3 separate regions of the Mus musculus genome follow, and regions 1 and 3 are each linked to region 2. A link is a loop called in an ENCODE intact Hi-C map of the cell type or tissue named here. Cell type or tissue: heart. All regions are shown on one strand.

The links. A loop is a pair of places that touch in the nucleus more often than their neighbours do. Peaks named below come from ENCODE experiments on the same cell type or tissue, not always from the same donor. Only the 100,000 strongest peaks of a DNase experiment are listed, where the experiment ranks them.
Region 1: it touches region 2 in a loop (6-fold over the local background); 4 of 42 quality-filtered maps call a loop at or near these places.
Region 3: a loop joins it to region 2, with 10 times the contacts of the local background. A loop is called at or near these places in 5 of 42 quality-filtered maps.

The regions. Positions count from the first base shown.
Region 1 is chr12:36,779,945-36,782,444 of GRCm38, reverse strand. No RefSeq gene overlaps it. Among named protein-coding and RNA genes, the nearest start is that of Mir5099, 35 kb to the left of the region's middle. In heart, no CTCF peak of the experiment used is centred here; a DNase peak (open chromatin) is centred at 1,484.
Region 2 is chr12:37,013,236-37,015,735 of GRCm38, reverse strand. No RefSeq gene overlaps it. Among named protein-coding and RNA genes, the nearest start is that of Gm29007, 92 kb to the left of the region's middle. In heart, no CTCF peak of the experiment used is centred here; DNase peaks (open chromatin) are centred at 65, 605 and 1,125.
Region 3 is chr12:36,945,192-36,947,691 of GRCm38, reverse strand. No RefSeq gene overlaps it. Among named protein-coding and RNA genes, the nearest start is that of Gm40394, 63 kb to the right of the region's middle. In heart, no CTCF peak of the experiment used is centred here; a DNase peak (open chromatin) is centred at 1,531.

The sequences.
Region 1 (2,500 bases), 230 kb after region 2:
TGTGAGTATTCGCTGTAGGGACATTCAAAGGTTCCTGAATATATGCTAAGTGAGGTAATACAATGTTGGCACAAAACTGATGAACCTTCACAGTATTGCTCCTGAGAACTAAAAGTTTAAAAGCTAAAAACTAACGAGGCAAGGAATGTCACTGCCACTCTTCATAGAGAATTAAATAATTCATAGAGCATTTTAATAACTTGAAATTCTGTTTGATATCATGGTTAAGTCGTCATCAAAGCTACTTAATACAGAAGAGAATGACTTCCTACCTAGATGACTTTTACTTCAAATGAAGGAGGTAGAAATGGTTTTAAAGTGAATGATATTGACCAGGAAGTACATTATAGTTTAGAATATGAATGGCTGCATATCTACCTACCCTATATTTAGGAATAAATAGCACTCAATTTCTACCCCATATGTAGGGCACAGGGAGACATAGCAACTAACTTTAAGTCTGGAGTCAAGTATATCTAAGTTTGAGTTTGGGATCTCTTTTCCTCATTTTATCAAGAAAAATTGTCAAGAGGAAGCCTTCATTCCATCACTTATCAAATGGGCAAATATTCAACATATACTCCTGAAGGTCCTTCTAAGGATAACAGAAACTGTATGCGTTAACAACAGTTACACACTACCACAAACGGAAAAAACAGAATAGAAGATACATGAAACTTAATGATAATGCCCCTAAGCAAAGGGTAATAATAGGAATTTAAACAGAACCCATGAGACCACAGACATTTGAGATTCACTGTGTTTGTTTGTTTGTTTGCTTGTTTGTTTGTTTGTTTTTGCCACATGGGAAACAGCAATCCTCACCATTTCACCACCAACACCAATGCAGTGGTGGCCATGGTTATTCCTAAATACAATTCTGAATGAAAAGCCACATTATGAGTGGGTTTTTTTTCTCTTCCCCTGCAAATCTTCTCACAAGCTTCTCATAAATAAATGGGGCTACAGTCAAGAAAACCAGACTAAATCCCTTTCTTACTACTTGGACCATTCCCAAATCATTCATCACAGAGGTTGGCAGATCAGAGCTTCTTTTTCATATACATCTCAGGGAGGCTGGCTAGGTTAGGCAACAGAGACAAAAGTGACTAGCTCAAAGACCCGGGGCATCTTTGCCAATCCCCTGCTTTAAAAGAAAAAATGAACAGTGTACTTTTTAAATAAATCATCTTTCTCCTTGTACTAGAGGTGCTGAAAACCGTATCTACAGCTCTTTGCAGAAAGACACTGTGCCACATGAAGATGACAGTGTCTCTCTCTCTCTCTCTCTCTGAATTCTAAAATAAACAGACCCCGAGAACTGACATTGGGTTTCAGTGACTGCAGTTCACTGACTTTTTCAGTGTAAAAGCTGTCTATTTTAACTCTACCATTGTTCCTGAGGAAGAAGATGGTGTACGGGAGTATGAGACCAGGATAAGAAAAACAATGTTTGTCCCAGGGAAGTTATTGTGATGCACGCGCGTGGTGCCAGAAAACACATGTGTGATAAGAATTACGAAAATCCAAAGGAAATGTGTTATGTATGATTGCTCTTCAGTTTTCCTAGGATTTCTTGTTCTATTTAAATCTCTAAAATGCTTCAGAGTAGTGATAGTAAAAAGAAGATGAAAACAATGAATAAAACCAAAGCATCACAGAACAATTTCCACAGAACGAAAGGTTCTTAAATTTCTTTTTAGTAAAAAAAAAAAAAAAAAGTCAATTATCGTTTATATTGTTTTATTTAAGGAGTATAAAATTCTTCCTGGGGTTTCGGAGTACGAGGCCGGTACACCTTATCATTTTCTGGCTCTTATACTTGGAAAAAAAATCCCAATTGTGGTTGGGACAGAAGACATTAAGTAAATGTGTATTTTACATTTCAGTTAATTAAATGTGATCAAAGGTACCCTAACAGCATTTCAATGAGCATTTTCCTATTTTCCTATCATGTGGCACAGAATATAGAATAATAGAGCCATGTCTCTGTTATTCATTCAATAGTTCCTTTTGCTATGGCCAACCAAAATTTTCCATTCTTTGAAACCCAGGGTTTTACTACACAGATGAAACACACCTGTTTCTGATATACAACCACTTTCAATTCTTGTTAACTTTGAAAAATTCATGAAATGGAAAAAAAAATCTGTGTTCCTTATTTTGGTGTTAAATATAATTTGGAGCTTTGCATTGCCGATTAGCAGGGAAAAGCAAACAATTACTTTCTGCAAGCAAAACACTGTACAGTCTAATAATTTTAAAATGTTCATGAAGTATTCACTGTGGATACAAGCCTTCCCCTGCCTCTGGGAAGTTGGACCTATGGAAACAAACTAACAAACCAAAAACAGTAACAAAGAAAGAAGGAAAAAAAGAAAGAAAGAAAGAAAGAAAGAAAGAAAGAAAGAAAGAAAGAAAGAAAGAAAGAAGCAAAACCAAGTGATGGCAGTGTTTTTACTTTTAAGTGAATTGACTGGGAATATCTTATTTGGAAAAG
Region 2 (2,500 bases):
GATTCCTCACTAAGAATGACTCATAACAGCCAATCGGACATTTTATATCTGTAAACATCATCAGGCATCAGGGTGGTGGCCAGAGTTGGCTATGTAAACTCCCTCCAATTCAAGTGAAACACATACTTAAAAAAAAAAAGGTTGAAGTGGGGGAGAAACTAGCCATAACCACTTGCACTTCATGCATCTCTAACAAGATCGCAAGAAAGTCAGCTGCTGAATTTCCTATTGTAGTAAAGCTTATATATCTTGAATATGTAAAATGTTATTGAATAATAATCTATTTTTTTTCATTTTAAATTATATGTGTCAGATACTAGCATCCAACCAATGGACAGAAACTGGGGACCTCTGTGTTTGAATTGGGGAAATGGTTAAAGAAGCTAAGGAGGAGAGTGGCCTCATGGGAAGACCTGCAATCTCAATTAACCTGGACCCCCGAGAGATCTCACAGACACTGAACCACCAACCAGGCAGCATACACCAGCTGATATGAGGTCCCCGACACATATACAGCAAAAGACTGCGTAGTCTAACCTCTGTGAGAGAAGATGCACCGAACCCTCAAGAGACTTGAGACCCCAAGGAGTAGGGAGGTGTGGTGGGTGGGATTGGGTTGGTGCCAATCTCTTGGAGACAGGGGAGGAGGTATGGGATGGGGAGCAGTCGCAGGGGGCGCGCAGACTGGGAGAGGGATGATGTCTGGACTGTAAAAAAGGATTAAAGAATAAAAGAAAACTAAAAAGTAAAAAAAAAAAAAATCAGATTGGACTATTAAAGCAGAGTATACATTTAAATCAATGAATCAGTAGCACAAGGGAGCAGCCATGGAGTTTAAGACCATCAGTACCAGGGGCTTCCAGTACTCCACTAAGGCATTGTCTTTAGGCAGAAAATGGGTTTTTGGATATAGTGGCAGAATATGATTGGCCCCTTTGCCATCCTCCTCTGCTGAGAATCACGGCAAGGAACCACAGCCCTTGTTAACCTGTGAACATTTTCACTCTCTTAGGTCATTGACTCTGGCTCAGGGGTCCAATTTTCCTTTCATTCATTAAGCACTTTGGGAAGTGGAGTTCCTAACCCTTTCCAGTCTAAATGTGGAACAATCACATCCCCTTACAATCAGCTGCCAGTGTGCTGGGACCTTCACGCCTCACTGTGCTCTCGCAGTGACGCAAGTTTTTAACAATTGAAGGATATTAACTCAAAAACTTGTTTTCTCATTGGAGGAGCTCAAGGGATTTCACTAAATGAACTTGTATAAACTGGAAGCTAGTACATGTGCCTTTCTAATTATTATGTTCAAATTGGGGGAGAAGGCAGAGCTAATCTCAGTTTGCACATGTCAGAAATTATTTCAGCTATGAAGCTAACTTGAGAGTAACACTCCGTCGATGCGCATTCACTGAAAGACCTGAAGAGGTACAATCTTGTCATTTTATCACAAGATTCCAGATATCAAAAAAAATATTACTTAGTTATTTAAATATGTGTGTTTTGCTAACCCATGGTACTGTTCCCTTCATTAGAGCAACTGGGAACAAGTAATAGATCTGCCCAATTGAATGTTAAATGTTAGAAGTTTGCTAGACCTTTCTCATTCTCCTCTTTTTTATAACACTTAACTGTTAGGTTTCAAAATCCTATCAATATATAGATCTCTAACAAGATCACAAGAAAGTCAACAGCTGAATTTCCTATTATAGTAAAGCTTATATATCTTGAATATATAAAATGTTGTTGGATCAAATCTAGGTCTTTTTCACTTTAAATTAGATGTGTCAGATACTAGCATGCAACCAATGGACAGAAACTGGGGACCTCTGTGTTTGAATTGGGGAAATGGTTAAAGAAACTGAGGAGGAGAGCGGCCCCATGGGAAGACCTGCAATCTCAATTAACCTGGACCCCCGAGAGATCTCTCAGACACTGAACCACCAACCAGGCAGCATACACCAGCTGATATGAGGTCCCCGACACATATACAGCAAAAGACTGCGTAGTCTAACCTCTGTGAGAGAAGATGCACCGAATAGCATCAGAATAGCCATCTAAGGATCCGGATTAGCCTTCAGGCTCCAGCACCAAGATCACCCAGTGAAGATTTAAGCTCATCCGTGTGGACCCAGATCTGGTCTTCCATGCAGAGTCAGCGTGTTCTCCTCTGTGACATCAAGTTCTATCCCACACATTCTCTGACATGGCATCAGAATAGCCATCTAAGGAATCCAGCAGCAACTTCTGGGTAGGCTTAGGTGTGCTGAGCTTTCCCTGCCAAAAATATACAAAGGGAGATGTGTGTACTGGAAGTTCAGGAGCACCACTGCAAGGTCACAGGGATCTTAAATCAGGCAAAGACAACACCACAAATAGAACAAATGAATTTCAAAAAGTTTAACCTAAATAAATGGGGACATACAAACTTCCTGAAGAAGAATTCAAAGTAATCTAAAAAAAAAAAAAAAAAGAACCTTCAATGAGAAATAAAACGTGACAT
Region 3 (2,500 bases), 68 kb after region 2:
TTTTGCATAGGACAAAAGACAAAAGCATGTGTAAAAAGATAGGACATACATTAGGAAGTGAAAGCAGGTCTTGATAAAATAATTGATGCCTGAAACGATGATGTGGGGATCATCTTGGGAAGATTTCTGCTCAGATGACCTACTGCATGTGTCTAGAGGAAAGGTCTCTTGTCACTTCTATAACATAATATTCATTTCATTCTGAAATATAATATTGGATCACAAAACAGTAAAATCATTATGTTTGCCAATAACTAAAACTACATGTTGAGTCTTTCTAAACTTAAATATGCATGCAATTTTCCAAGAAGACTCCTATTGAAAGGCACATTATGATGCTCAAAAGTCTGATGCTCTAAATTTCCAACAAGCTCAGAGACTGTTGAACCATCTTGTTGACTAAGAATATAATGGTTTCACTTGACACAATTTAATGTCATCGATTGTTTTTAATTTCTGTGAACCAGCAACCTCGTATGTTTTAAAATTCAAAATTTGGAGCTAGAGAGGTCGCTCAGTGATAAAGTACTGACAGCTCTTCTGGAGGACCAAGATTCAACTCATTGCACCAGTGTGGAAACTTAGAACTGTTTCTAAGGTCAGTTCCAGAGTATCCATGTCCCTAAGCACTAGGCACTAGGCCTGCATGTGGCTTATAGACATACATGCAAATAAAACACATATATACACATAATAAATTAGTTAACATTCTAAAGTACATGTCTTCCCTATTTTTAACAGAGAAGAAAAAACACCAAGGGATATTCCTTAAAAATTTCAAGTTCTACTTAGCATATTTTCATGACATTATCCTGATACAGATTTTAGGATCAGTATACATTAACCTTGGCATGAAAATTTCTATCGAAAGGAGATGAAGTTAATTAATGCTTTCTATTCTCACTTATCCATCTCCTGTTTTTCTGATATCATCTAAAGTGCTTATGAGATGACATAGAACAATTAGTAAGGAGCTACTGGCCTGTAGGACTCTGAGGATAGATATATTTGTTCTTTGTTGTTAGAGATCAATAGTAAATATATAAAGATTAGCAGAGTACATGTAAAGTATAAAAAGAATTCCTTAGCAGGCTCTCTGTTGGTAATCTAACCTTGCTCAGATATTTGCATAAGCATAAGACCTCTCTGATGTATAACAAGAACCAATTCTACCAAACCAATTGTTTCCAAAGGCAGCTATATGGAGACTGTAGATGAGAGAGACTCTGCCTAGTTAAGTGTATTGATTGATACCAGATCATTTTCACAGAGGTGTATGCTAGTAATATGGTGACTATAAGATATTTAAATTGAGTTCTTGTTCATCCTGACTGACCATTAGAAACGAGGACAAAAGGAAAAAAGAAAAAGAAGAAAAAAACCTACAAAAGATGCTCCAAACAGTAGGAATGAGGCCTGGCTTTCCCTGAGAAATCTTTGTAAGGAAGGAAACATGCCTCTGTGTTGAGCACAGGACCCTGAATACAATCAGGACCAGCTGCTGGCTGAATTCTCCTTCACTCCACCCTTGGAATCTGGCCAGACCCAGGCTTCAAAGTACATGGAAGTGAAAGTTCATGTCAGCTTTATCAACAAACATGAGTGTGGCCAAGTAATGCTGAATTACTCTTATGTAAACAAGGTTTATCTGTTATTTCCCTTTGAAAATAACTATTGTGTTTTTTTGAATAAAATATTGTTACTATTAGGGGTTCCTATTTTTTTTCATTCAATTTCTTCTTTGAGAGTCTGCTTTTGAAAACTCCTAAGATTCAAAAATATCTAGCTCAGTGCTTCTCAACGTTCCTAATGCTGCGACCCTTTAATGCAGTTCGTTGTGTTGTGGTAACCCCCAGCCCTAAAATTATTTTTGTAGCTAGTTCATAACTAATTTTGCTACTGTTGTGAATTATAATGTAAATGTCTATGTTTCTTGTCTTAGGTGATTTCCATAAAAGGGTCGTTTGCCCCACCCCCAAGGGGTCTCAACCCACAGGCTGAGAACCACTGATCCAGTGTTTTGTCTATGAAAAAGTACACAAAAGCAAAGAAGGTGAATCTTCATTGTTAAATATTCATGAACAGCAGTGCAAGAATTTCTCCCAGCAAGATTTTGCGGAAAGGACCTGATATAGCTGTCTCTTGTGAGGCTATGCCAGTGACTGGCAAATACAGAAGTGGATAATCACAGTCATCTATAGGATGGAACACAGGGTGCCCAGTGGATGAGCAAGAGAAAGTACCCAAAGCTGAAGGGGTCTGTAACCCTATAGGAGGAACAACAATATGAACTAACCAGTATCCCCAGCGCTTGTGTCTCTAGCTGCATATGTAGCAGAAGGTGGCCTAGTCAGCCATCATTGGGAAGAGAGGCCCCTAGGTCTTGCAAACTTTATATGCCCCAGTACAGGGGAAAGCCAGGGCCAAGAAGCAGGAGTGGGTGGGTAGGGGAGCAGGGTGGGGGGAGGGTACAAGGGACTTTTGGGATAACATTTGAAAT